Linked DNA regions of Homo sapiens: regions 1, 2 and 3 are each linked to region 4. A link is a contact called in ENCODE Hi-C or POLR2A ChIA-PET data. All regions are on one chromosome and are shown on one strand. Each heading gives the region's core, a stretch centred on a gene start or an enhancer-like site at or near the end of the contact. The rest is flanking DNA. Distances are from core to core; before and after follow the strand shown.

Region 1 (3,196 bases), core at 503-3,002, 1.0 Mb before region 4:
ACTTTCCTGCTTATAAATCACCCTATATTAGAGACACTAGTCCCTTCCACCAAGCCACTTGCACGGGACATCTGTCCTCAGAAGAGAAAACAGTTTGGCAGCAGCCATTGTCATGTCTATTCCAGCAGCTCTAGCTAGCTAGACTACAGCTTCCTTCCCTAACCCTCACCTCTGCCTATCAGAGATGCCCTCTGAGCATCCTTAGCACTGTGATAACTCCATTGCAGTAGTTCATTACTTTCTGCTCTGTATTAAAGTTATTTGTGAGCTAATCATATCTCCTCACTCTTTTACTTGTGGTTCATGAACTCCTGTGAGCAGTGATTATAGCCCACCCAAGTGAGCACTCAATAATCTTTATTGTATTGACTCTAAGCTTAAGAAATCCTAAATGTCCTGCCCTCTCCCCAAGCAAGCTCACACTCATCACCACTAAATGCGGTCACACTCAACTTTCCAGTATTGGGAGGGTCCTGTTACTGGTTGAGATAAATTTACTTTAGGAAATTTAAATACTTCTAAGAGTGTTTATTTAATCTTTACATATTTAAAACATGTAAAAATAAGAAAACATATATGAATATTTCTTCTCCAGTAAAAATTAAATCATCAAATATCTTTTGAGTACCTACTTCATACAAACTACATGGTTTCTTAACCAAGAAGGTCTAGAGAGAGATAAGGTTGAGATTCAATGGATATACTCATCATTTTAAGCCGTGTAACAAACCTGGTGTCAGTCTCTGAAGAGCTGAAAACTGAGGATCTGCATCTGAAACCCACACGTAGGTCAGGCAACAATTAAGTATTGTATGCCAAACAGACTGGTGGCTTTCTTTCTTTCCTTTTCCTTGTCTTTTTTTTTTGGCAATTTCAAACTTTTATTTTTAAATAATTGGCTAATTAGCTAGTAGAATTGATTAAGAGAACCTTAAAACCTTGAATTAAGTAAAGAAGGCATTCTTCCCACAATTTCCCTACATTTTAAACAAGCTGGCTAATTCATTTATAAAGTATATGAATCCGAGGACCTTAAAACCTTGAATTGTATAGCAAAAAAACTCTTCCCAGGATTTGCTTAAGTCAATTTTTTTTAAAGGAACTTGTGAGCTCATCCTGAAACCCAGCTCAAATGTATTCAGGACTATGGCTATCCTTTCCCTCTTAAATCACTTCCAGTCTCATAGAAGGGTCTGAAATTGCCTGTGTCTCTCTACTAAACCAACTCACATGCATTCATGAAGCCCCTACTAAATACCTGGCGCTCTGTTCTGAGCTATCTCTTTGCCTTATTTGCTGCCGCCCAACTGCTCCCTGCTGGCCCTGGAATACAGAGCCAGCCAAGCCAGATTGGAGTTTTACCTTTAACTTCTGGCTTTGCTATAAATCACTGCCTTTGACTGCTGAAACAAATGAAACCCAGGTAGGAGAAACACCTCCTCCATCTTCATGCTCCAAAAGTCTCACTCACCTTTGCAGAAGACAGGGATGAAGAGAAGAAAAAACAGGAGAGTGCAGGGCCAGGTCCTGGTAGCCAGGTTCAGCTGAGCCTTGTGCCGCTGAAATCCAAGGCAAGCCATGGCTTTATGGGAGCGGTGTTCAGGTCTTCAGGAAGTAGAGCAAAACCTTTCAGGATCCTGAAGCTTTGAAATGTGTTTGAACCCACACAGAATCAAGGACTTTATATAGATAGCTTTGATCCCAGATATGTATTACACATGTGCACACACAGAAGGCACTTGAATAGAAAGCCTTTTTGTTTTGGTTTTACGAGAAAGGAAGCCGTGGGTTTAGCTGTTACGTCGAAAAGACAACCTCAAGCACTCAACTGAACAAAACAAGCCAATCCATGGATGGAAAATGTATTCAATTTGAAACTGAAGCTTCATGTTCACTTTGAGGATCTGGATAACTAAGTGGAGACTTGGAGAATTTCCTGGAGTACAAGGGTCCTCCTAAATCCCAATTTTATTCAATCTTCTGGGCATCCTTAACCATCCAGTCCAATTCATTTCATTGACAACTCCAAAACTACTAGGCTGCTAACTTTCTGAGCCCTTGGGCTAATGGCAGGATTTGTCTAGGCATCATTAATAAAAACTGTATTCTATCTGTGAAGCACCATCCTTCTAATGGTCCCTTGACAGCTTTACAAATAAGTTTATTTCTCCTAAATCCATTTAGCATTTGGTTAAGAGAAAAAAACTAAAATCACAAGAAATAAACTGAAAATAGGCGGAAAAGAAGCTGCCTCTGGTTTTGCAGAAGGAAAGAATTCAGGTGTTCTTAAAAGCCTTAACTCAACAGAGACAAAACAGAGTTGAAGAAGGTCCAAAGAAAAGCCAACCCAAATGATTCAAGAGATTAGAGCCGTCCATAAAAGGATAGACTTTTTTTTCTAATACAAATTTTTCAAGCAGAAAATTCAAAAGTGAAGATTAAATATAACCAGAGTCCTTAAATTTGTGACAGCTGTAGACAGGACCAATGATCTAACAAAAAGAATTTGAAACATTGAGGACCTTCCTTAAATCTGGAGAGTTTTCATACATTTTAATAAAGAAAGAAACATTCATGGGGAACCTGTAATATGCCCGGAATTCTGTGCACTTAGGATTGAATGATGACAAAACAAAAACATAGTTGATACCTTAAGGGGCTTCTAGAAGGCTGACATGCAAACAGACAGTTGTAACAGGGAATATGACATTTGCCTACTCCAGTCCGTCCATGGTTTCCCATTGTCCACACCTCAGCACAGCAGAGGAGACTCTGCAGAATACTCACCAAATGCCTCCCTCTTTGGCCTGTACCCCAGCATTCCCTCCCATTCCCCCTTCCTGCATTTGTCTTTCCTTCCACGTGCCTCTTTCAGGCCTCATCACCTTTACCCATGCTGTTCCTACTGCCTTTTTTCTCCTATTATCTTATTTTATACTCCTTCTCATCCTCCAGGACTTAGCTCAGCTGTCATCTCCTCCAGGAAGCCTCTTCTTTTTTTTTTTAAAATTTTATTATTATTATACTTTAAGTTTTAGGGTACATGTGCACAACATGCAGATTTGTTACATATGTATACATGTGCCATGTTGGTGTGATGCACAGAAGCCTTTTCTGACCTGCCTGTTTTCTATACACTGCTACACATTATAGAAACCTTCAAGCCCCAGCTCAAGCGCCAACAAGCAATAACAAC
Region 2 (3,004 bases), core at 465-2,964, 590 kb after region 4:
AAAATAAAATAATTAGCCAGCATGGTGGCATGTGCCTGTAGTCCCAGCTACTGAAGAGGGAGGATTGCTTGAGAACAGGAGGTCAAGTCTGCAGTGAGCTGTGAGACTGCGCCACTGCACTCCCAATTAGCTGGGACTACAGGCGCCTGCCACCACACCCGGTTAATTTTCTGTATTTTCAGTAGAGACAGGGTTTCACTGTGTTAGCCAGGATGGTCTCGATCTGCTGACCTCGTGATACTCCTACCTTGGCCTCCCAAAATGCTGGGATTATTATAGGTGTGAGCCACCGCGCCCCGCCCGAATTGTTCTGCTTTCTGTATTTGGGAGGCTATTTTCCTAGTCTTTCTTTCCACTCTCACATTTTATTTCATCTCCAGCAATACACCCCTACTAAAAGTTTTCTAATAAATATATTTCTAAAAAATATAAGGACCCCATTTTCGTTGGAAAAAAATGTGGCTAGACAAAAATATGGCATGATATACATAGAACATTAACATTATATATGGGTAGCAGATTTGTTAAAGTCAATTTTTATCATTTTTTGTTCTTCTATATCTTCTAGAACAAATAGGTATTACTTATTTGCTCAGTTCAGCTGATGTTAGGGGAAATCCATTATCATGTAGCTTAGAGAAAAGAAAAAAATGTATTGAGAATTTATGATAAGCAACTTATTGCAAAGGCTAGGCTTTGTAGTTGGTATGCTGTGAGATCTGACTAGCAGGCATGACCAAAAATATCGTGACTTTACCTTTATGACCCCTCCTAGTTTAGCATCAGCTACTGCCAGCGGTTCATGGGCTTCTTTTACTATTTTCTTCAGAACTTTTTTCAGCTGCTTATTGATTTTGCCCTCCATCAGAGCTGTGAATGCTTTTCAAGAAAAAGAAAAACAAAAGCATTAACTCTCAAATTTTTAACTTTGAGACCTTGCCCTAGTTGACACTTAAAAAAATAAAATAGGCCTTTCAAAGGGCTTGAATTTAATGTTACTTCTGAAATGAAATGATATATGTTTTATAAGTTACATGTTTCACAATTTCATTTGATCTTCCCACCCTCATTTTTGCTACAGAGCCAGGGGTAAAATCAGGTCCAGGGTTTCTTTCCTTCTCACAAGAATCTTCTCATGAACTCAAGGGAGAATCATGAAATCTTAGAAACAATCTTTTTGGGAAGACAAAACAGACTCACTTTCCTTTGTCATTTCAAATAGACTGTCCTGAAATATCCTAAAATCACATCAAAACTAGTAAAAATGAGTGTAATCATTTTCAAAGTTCTGCCATAATATAAACATGTTTGAGTGAAGGCCTTAGCTTTGCTTGTATCTCCACTTGTACACCTCCAGCAATGTAAAACTTAGTAGCAAAGGCTGCCTATTCTATTTTGAGACCGCTGGTATTTCTGGCAAGTTCTAAATCAGCTGCTTTATATTTCTCACCCTTCCTTAGACCTATATTCCCTTTTTCTGGACCCACACGAACTAATACCTCTTCTGAAATTTATCTGACATTTGACTGAGGTAAAAGTATGCTTGGGTTACCCAGGCATGGTGGTGTGTACCACCAGCCTGGCCAACACGGCGAAACCCTGTCTCTACTAAAAATACAAAAATTAGCTGGGTGTGGTGGCATGTGCCTGTAGTCCAGCTACTGGGGAGGCTGAGCTGGGACAATCACCTGAGCCCAGGGAGTTCAAGGCTGCAGTGAGTCATGATCATGCCGCTGTACTCCAGCAGCCTGGTGACAGACCCTGTCTCAACAAAACAAAAACAAAAAACATAAAAAGTATGCTTGGGCTGCGCGTGGTGGCTCAAGTCTGTAATCCCAGCACTTTGGGAGGCTGAGGCTGGCAGATCACCTAAGGTCAGGAGTTCGAGAGACCAGCCTGGCTAACATGACGAAACACTCTACTAAAAATACAAAAATTAGCTGGCCCTGGTGGCTCACGCCTGTAATCCTAGCTACTCGGGAGGCTGAGGTAGGAGAATCGCTTGAACCCAGAGGTGGAGGTTAAAGTGATACCGTGACATTGCACTCCAGCCTAAGTGACAAGAGCAAAACTCCATCTAAAAAAAAAAAAAGAAAAAGAAAAAGAAAAGAAAAATGCTTGGCAGGAATGAAGGTCTATCAACAATTTCCAAGGTCAGGCAGTTTGTGCTTAATAAGTCAGGTCTTGCTCTTCCCTCCTGATCGTATATCCATTCGAATTATGATCAAATGGATAATCCCAGCACTTCAGGAGGCTGAGGTGAGCGGGTCACGAGGTCAGGAGATGCGACCATCCTAGGCAACATGGTGAAACCCCATCTCTGCTAAAAATACAAAAATTAGGTGAGCGTGGTGGCATGAGCCTGTAATCCCAGCTACTCAGGAGGCAGAGACTACAGTGAGCTGGGATCGCGCCCCTGTACTCCAGCCGAAGATCAGTATCAAAAAAAAAAAAAAAAAGACTTGCAAGTTGAAAACACAATCAAGAATAAAAATAAACCACTTCATGCAAATAGCATATATGAATGTCTGAGACCAATACAAATTCAACATCACACCCCAACAGACCCTATTTCTTTATTTAAAAAAAAAAAATGATGGCCAGGCACGGTGGCTCATGCTTGTAATCCCAGCACTTTGGGAGGCCAAGGCGGGTGGATCACCTGAGGTCAGGAGTTCCAGAGCAGCCTGGCCAACAGGCAAAACCCCGTCTCTACTAAAAAATACAAAAATTAGCTGGACATGGTGGTATCACCTGTAATCTCAGCTACTTTGGAGGCTGAACCCAGCCTCCTGGGAGAATTACTTGAACTCAGGAGGTGGAGACTGCAGTGAGCCGAGATCATGCCACTGCACTCCAGCCTGGGTGACAAAATGAAACTCCATCTCCAAAAAAAAAAAAATCTTTTTTGAGAGGGGGTCTTGCTATATTGCCCAGGCTGATCTTAAATTCCTGCCCATCTTAGCCCCTCAAAGTGTTGGGATTACAGGTGTTAGTCACTGTG
Region 3 (3,456 bases), core at 11-2,510, 940 kb before region 4:
CCTAGCTTCTAAAATAAACCTCCACAGAAAACTTAATAATGGAATAGGTACAGTTTTGTTACTGTTTTCCCCTCTTGACTCCTCCAATGGGTGCCTCTTCCTGGATAAGGGGGATGCAGGCACAGTGCCGTACTTGCAATAGAAAGAAGGCTGATGTTGGACACGGAATCTGAGCTCCTGAAAAGTATGAATATGATGCATGGCACGTAGAGCCAATCCAAGGGAATGGGCAACGCCTCTTTGAGGAAGTGAGTTTTAAGCTGAGATATAAGGAATGGAGAGGAGTTCCCAGGGCACAGAGAGTTTCTAGCGGAGCAGGCAATAGATGCAAATGCCCCTAGTGATGGAGACCACAGTGCTTTCCAGAAACCGAAAGAGACTCGTGTGGTTGAACCAGAGAGAAGGAGAGGGAGCTTAGCATGGAAACAGGCAGGTGAAATAGACATGGAGATTCAAAGGAAAGAAGCTAGCTATGAGGCAGCCTTGTGGGAAACTGTGTCCTCTTTCTGCATGAAACTCTCTTGAACTGCAGACACAGAACATAAGGAGCACCTAGGTGGTCCTTTCCAGCAGCGTATCCCCTCTTCCTGTGACTTTCATTTCTTTTCAAACCCAGAGCCCACCTCATTCCCTCTAAAAAGTCCTCCCTGATTTCCTATGTCTACTGCCCACCTATCTGTCCTGCCCTTCACAGCACTTCCCGGTTTCCTTTGTCACAATCAGTGGCTTTCCCTACCCTAGTTGATGCTAAAAATAAAGCATTAGAACAATAGAAAGCAGAAATCACTGCAATTCCTGGTCCCCTTTTCCTGTAACCTGAGGGAAAATGCAAGCCTCACAGGATATTTCAAAATGATGGCTTCGTCTTTTAATGCAGAGGGAAGAATTTCCTGGCTATTAAAAACACTTTAACAAATGGAATCCAGGCACCCAGGTCCTTCCTCATGCATGTCTCAATACAAATTTCCCCCCTTGTTCCAAAGAAATAATTATTTATCATCACAAAAAGTGTTTTATCTACCAAAAACGAAAACAAACATACTGAAAAAATGAAAAATGGCTTTTGTGGACAAAAAGGAGGAGGTGTGACTAGTTTAACAAAAACATCAGCTTTGTGTCTGATGGTATCACAGCCTACTCCCCTGTAACTGCAATGAAACATATAAACCCATAGATGGCAGAAGGTGACTGCTAAGTAAATACCTAGTTCCAGACCTCACAGAATCAGGTCTAAACAGCTCACGGCGGGAGCTTCGCGTCCATCCATCTTTGCAACAACCGCCGTACTGGTAGTGTAGCTTCCACTTCCCTATTACAGTTGGATAATCATAGAGGAGGACTCAGATTTCACCATTTTCAAAAACACTTTCTGGCATTTTAAATTCCATGCTATATGAAAATTAGCCCAATTCCTCACATCCTGGTGCAATCATCCCAGTCCCATCTTCAGTGAGCGACATCTGGTACACATGCACTACATTAGAATCCCAACTAGGTAGGCACCGTGGCTTATGCCTGTCATCCCAGTACTTTGGGAGTCCAAGGCAAGCAATTCACTTGAGAGCAAGAGTTCAAGTCCAGCCTGGTCAACGTAGTAAGACCCCATCTCTACAAAAAATAAAAATAAAAAAATTAGCTGGGCATGGTGGCACACACCTGTGGTCCCAGCTACTCAGGAGGCTAAGGCAGGAGGCTTGTTTGAGCCCAAGAGGTTGAAGCTGCAGTGAGCTATGATCACACTATTGCACTCCAGTCTGGGCCACAAAGCGAGACCCTATCTCTAAATAAATAAATAAGAATTCCAACTCTTCCTCATGTCTGTCCTTGGCCTCTGAACTCCCTCCATGTTTTCCACAGTCTCCCTCAGTTTTAGTGCCAAGACCTGGCCACAAACACCAAATCAGTCTGGGCAGTGACTATCAGAGCTGCAGGGTTTACTTCAGTTTATAGCTCTAAGTCTTGATTATATTTGTTTAGTGATAAGAGTTTATCAAGCCTGATCTTTGCTTTAATGAATCCTCACAATGGTGCCATGCACTCAATTCAGAAGTGAAACAAATTTAGATGCCAAGTGGCTAGCATTTTCTAGCCTGTGACATTGGGCCAAAATGGTCCAATGAATTTTCAACCCATCCAGCTGTGCTTCCCCATGTATTCATGTGTGTCCTCCTAAATTGGTTCCTTTTTTTTTCTTTTTTTCTAATTTCCAAAGTTTCCGTGGTGATCCATGGTCACTTTGCTATTAACTATTATTGTTAAGATAATTTTATTCAGGTGTAGTGGCACGCGCCTGTAGTCCCAGCTACTGGGGAGGCTGAGGCAGGAGAATCGATTGAACCCAAGAGGCGGAAGTTGCAGTGAGCTGAGATTGTGCCACTACACTCTAGTCTGGGTGACAGAGTGAGACTCTGTCTCAAAGAAGAAAAAAAAGAGAGAGAGAAAGAGAGAGAATTTCCATTTCTTAGGTATAATCAAAATGTCAACACTACTACCTTGACCCCCCCATTACAGAGCACTTCCAGGGTGCAGGTACCTTCCTAAAGTACTTGCTTCTACATGTTAATTCAGGTAATCCTCACAACAACCATATGAACTAAGCAAAAGCATTGTTATTAATCCCCAATTTACAGATGAGGAAGCTGAGCACAGAGAAGTTTAATAATTTCAATGAAGGTCACACAGAAAACAGTAGAGTTGGGATTTGAGCTCAAGCCACCTGGCTCTGTCTGCCATGTTCTTAACCACTATGATAAGTCTCACTTTGAACTATCACAGGGGCCCAAAATGAACAAAGTTCATCTTCTCTCTCCCTGTTGAATTTGTGACAGGTTGGTTTGAGGGTGAGCATGGGAATGGAAATAGCTACTGTCTGGAACCTCATGGTGTGGTCTTTACAAGTCCAGACTGATCAAAGAAATCGACTACAGGCCCAATAAGACTGCCCACAAGCACTTGGTGAGCCTTCCTAAGGGCAGAGCCAGAAGTTTGATTAGTGGAGCTCTGGTTACCAAGGGTAGAGTGGGGTATATCGCTGGCTTAGCCTCCTATTTTTGTTTCTCATTTCTAAAATAGGGATAATTCCATCCAGCTCACTTCAGCATATATTGAACAGAAATCCCTGAATAGATACAGTGGGCAGCATCAACCAGCTAGAGAGTCACCTGGATCCAGAGGAGGCAGCCCCTCTAGATCAGTTCCAACGTTGGCTTCAACAACTACAAGTCTGTAAAAACAACATAAAATACAAAATGTAAAGGGCAACTGGCAGCTCCTCAAAAGGTTAAACACAGAATTACCACAAGATCTAGTAATTCCACTTCTAGGTATATACACAAAAGACTTGAAAGCATGGGCTCAAACAGATACTGGTACACCAACATTCCTGGCAGCGTATCCACAAGAGCCAAAAGCTGGAAATAACCCGAATGTCTACCGACAGGTGAATAGATAGACAAA
Region 4 (3,271 bases), core at 748-3,247:
TATTTTCTGATACTATTCCTACACTGTGCCACCGTGTTTCCTTAGCGACTTGTGAAGAAAAAGTGATTATATGAAGTGTAAATACTACACTTCATTAATGGCTTGGAGATACTGTGTATCTTTCTGTAATTTTACCCAGTTAAGTGAATAAAAGCAACAGGCCCGGCCGGTAGCCATTATTCTGACTTCCAGGTGTGTTCCTTGGAGGACTTTAGTCGGCCTCAGATTGAGCTGAAGAAGATATTAGTTTACTGTTCTCTTGACTTAAAACTTCATCTTGTTGGAACAAACATTTTCTAAAATACCCCAAGAACTTTACTATGGGGCATAGTAACATTTGAAAGTCATTTCGCTTGCCACTTTATTTATTCCTTGGTGAGAAAGATAATCTGTTCTTTTCAGATATTTTATAATGTATCCTTCAGTTGTGAATTAGCTATCTTTGTTTCATTTCGTTCATTGATGGATTCAACATTCATTCAGGACCTAGTTTGTATTAGGCACTGTGCTAGGTGCTAAGGCTGCAGAAATGCGTAAGGGAGGAGCAGCTTTGAAGCAGCTCGGCACCTAATGGGGAAGACAGGCAGGTAGATCGTTACAGCCAGAGAGCAGTATGCCCCTTAGGAGAAATGCCTCATTTGGTAAGATTCAGGAAAGCCATCCCAAGGAAATAGGTCAATCACTCATGTTTGCCAAACGCTAATTTTTACCCTTCTGAGGAAAGCTGTAGACTCCTCAAAAAAACAAACAAAATTTTGCACATAATCTCAGGTATTTGCCTATTCCTTGAAATCCAAATATCTCAGGGTAAAAGTCTAAAGACATTTAATGTTTTCAGTCCAAATTAACCCTCTGTAGCTTGCCACTTTTCCTATTCTAAAAGTATAATTTCCAGGTTAAGGTGAGTATTTTGTACTGTTAATATTCCAGAACCTCGGCCGGGCGCGGTGGCTCATGCCTGTAATCTCAGCACTTTGGGAGGCCGAGGCGGGCGGATCACGAGGTCAGGAGATCGAGACCATCCTGGCTAACACGGTGAAACCCCGACTCTACTAAAAATACAAAAAACTTAGCCAGGCGTGGTGGCAGGCGCCTGTAGTCCCAGCTATTCGGGAGGCTGAGGCAGGAGAATGGCGTGAACCCGGGAGGCGGAGCTTGCAGTGAGCCGAGATCGCGCCACTGTACTCCGGCCTGGGCGACAGAGCGAGACTCCGTCTCAAATAAAATAAAATAAAATAAATTCTAGACTCACCCCATCTTTGTCATCATACAGATTTTAATTATCACCTCGAGTGTTAACCTTTTAATTCTTTGCTAGCCTATGTGTCGCAGTTGTAATTAATAATTCGTATTCTGCTGTTTTAGGAAAGTTCTTTTAAGTTTTGGAGTCACCTTTAAAAAGAATGAAGTTTGAATTTATTAAATTATCTCCTACTAGTAGTAAATAGTTTTGCCTTCCTTTTTGTTTTTTTCCTGAGACTTTCAGGATCCGGTTTTACCTTTTACTCTTGAAGATTCATCATAAACATTATGGATATGGATATGTGCATTTGAGATTGGTTATGAACGGTTGTTAACTTAGACCTCTTTAAACCTTTAACACGGGAGTTAAATACAGCGGGCGAACGCTTTCCGCCTAAGGAGCACTGGTGCTAAGGGGCCGCCCCAGAAGGCCCGGCAGGTCCGGGGGTGGGGGTGCTCGGAGGGAGCCGGGAGGGCCCCGGGCCAATGCCTTCCACTTCCCCACGCCTCAGAGAGCTCACACTCAGCTCCTCGTAATGTTCTGACCGGTTTGGTGTTTGTCATTTCACTTTATTAAGTAAAGAGGAAATCGGGAAAGGAGGAATAGAGAGGGTCCCCGAGTTCATTCAAGAGCAGACCGAGAGATGCTCCGATCCCGAGTCGGGCCGGTGGCGGGGTCAGGCCGGCGCCCGAGGGGGGCGAACGCGGACGCCAGGTCGCGCGGTTTAAATCTCCCGCCTCCCGCAGCGGGAGCCTGACACCTCCACGCACTGGTGCGGAGGGGCACTGGCTGCCGGAGGGCCGGGAGTCGGCGCGGGGCTCGCGGGCGGTGGCCGGAACGGGTGCCGGGACGGATCACCGTACGGCCGAACGCGACCCGAGGAGGCGGAAGAGCGGCGCCGGTAAGCTTCTGCTGCCTCCTGTCCGCCCCTATTCCCCCTCAGGCGGCGGTCAGGCCCGGAGACCAAATCCCGGGTTCCCATGGCGACGCCGGGAGGCGGGGGCGCGGCGGGAGGCTCCGGCCACACGCGCGCGCGCGCGGCTTCTCGGGGCCTTGCTGGCCTCCTCGGTTCTCTGGGGGACCCCGGCCGCTGCCTGCGGCCTTCTTCCAGGCGAGGCCCTGCTCGGGGTTCTTCCGGCCTCCCCCCAGGCAAAACCCGCAAGGAGCGGTTTCTGGCGTGGCTGGGTCCCCTGCGGCGGAAGGGCGCCTCCCGGCCACGCTCGCTGTAGTGAAGGAGCGCGGCAGCCTGGGGCTCGTTTGGGTGATTTCCCTCGGCGGTGGAGGTCGCTCCTAATAGAGGCGGCGGCGGATCACCCGAACAGCCTTCAGGTGCTTCCCTGCTGACCTCTTTTTAACGTGGTGCTTATTTTTATTTCGCTATTATTTTGTAATGGGAATGTCTTCCTTAGAAACTAATTGGCAACCGATGGATAAAAACAAAACATAGTAAATGTGCAGTTTGAGCTGAACTGCAGAATGCACGGGCCCGCGAGGGGCTCCGCGCACAGATCCTGCTCCTTAGGCCGGCAACCCGACCCCACGGCACAGATATGGCTCCTGGAAACGCGCGTCAGCTGGTCAGGTGCCCAGGTGATGTCAGTGGTCAGATACCTGATGCTCTAAGGAAGACGGAGAGGGGAAAGCGGGGAGTCCATCCTGGCAGCTCACCCGCGATGCTGGGGCGTTGCCAGTAGAGGGGGTGGAATCATTTTTCGTGTAATAGATGATCTTGATGCACACAGCATAAAAGCTGTTATAAACTATGGGTCTCTGTAAAATAGATTGTTGGGAAGGTAACATTTTTCCATGGTTTTGATTTTTCCCAAAAGTATTTATGTATTGATTTATTTGGTTCTGACTCAGGCGACGTACTGTAAGACGATATTACTTTAATCATCTTCACATCAGTATTTATGGAATAGCCACAGGTGCCTCATCCTTTAGTAGGAGTTAATTATACATTTACTGGCCGAGTAAACATCTCCGAATGGTATGTATGTATTTTTATGTGACCAAAATTTTAAATCG

What was found. A loop is a pair of places that touch in the nucleus more often than their neighbours do. ChIA-PET counts read pairs that join two places held with the same protein, here RNA polymerase II (POLR2A). Pooled maps may share reads with other maps.
Region 1: a pooled map shows a loop between it and region 4 (3-fold over the local background). The contact joins the promoter of CTLA4 here to the promoter of ICA1L in region 4. A Hi-C loop is called at or near these places in 4 of 50 pooled maps.
Region 2: a loop to region 4 is called in a map of mammary epithelial cell, with 12 times the contacts of the local background. The contact joins the enhancer-like site here to the promoter of ICA1L in region 4. A Hi-C loop is called at or near these places in 3 of 168 maps with a recorded cell type or tissue (chondrocyte, heart left ventricle and mammary epithelial cell) and 7 of 50 pooled maps.
Region 3: a map of MCF 10A shows a loop between it and region 4 (31-fold over the local background). The contact joins the enhancer-like site here to the promoter of ICA1L in region 4. A Hi-C loop is called at or near these places in 3 of 168 maps with a recorded cell type or tissue (MCF 10A, endothelial cell of umbilical vein and naive thymus-derived CD4-positive, alpha-beta T cell), 1 of 37 single-sample maps with no recorded cell type and 12 of 50 pooled maps. POLR2A ChIA-PET finds 5 or more read pairs at or near these places in 2 of 52 experiments (OCI-LY7 and endothelial cell of umbilical vein).

What each region holds. Positions count from the first base shown.
Region 1 is chr2:203,866,327-203,869,522 of GRCh38, reverse strand. CTLA4 (cytotoxic T-lymphocyte associated protein 4) reads right to left here and starts at 1,752. Exons shown (of 4, transcript NM_005214.5): 1 at 1,472-1,752. The coding sequence starts at 1,580.
Region 2 is chr2:202,280,226-202,283,229 of GRCh38, reverse strand. It overlaps NOP58 (NOP58 ribonucleoprotein), which reads right to left. Exons shown (of 15, transcript NM_015934.5): 4 at 758-879. Among named protein-coding and RNA genes, the nearest start is that of SNORD70B, 3.6 kb to the right of the region's middle. Within about 2 kb of position 1,714, at least 3 of the 41 ENCODE cell types and tissues checked have a DNase peak (open chromatin) inside an H3K27ac peak, as active enhancers do.
Region 3 is chr2:203,813,200-203,816,655 of GRCh38, reverse strand. No RefSeq gene overlaps it. Among named protein-coding and RNA genes, the nearest start is that of CTLA4, 53 kb to the left of the region's middle. Within about 2 kb of position 1,260, at least 7 of the 41 ENCODE cell types and tissues checked have a DNase peak (open chromatin) inside an H3K27ac peak, as active enhancers do.
Region 4 is chr2:202,870,492-202,873,762 of GRCh38, reverse strand. ICA1L (islet cell autoantigen 1 like) reads left to right here and starts at 1,997. Exons shown (of 13, transcript NM_001288622.3): 1 at 1,997-2,144. RefSeq lists silencers at 1,685-1,814, 1,875-1,924, 1,965-2,454.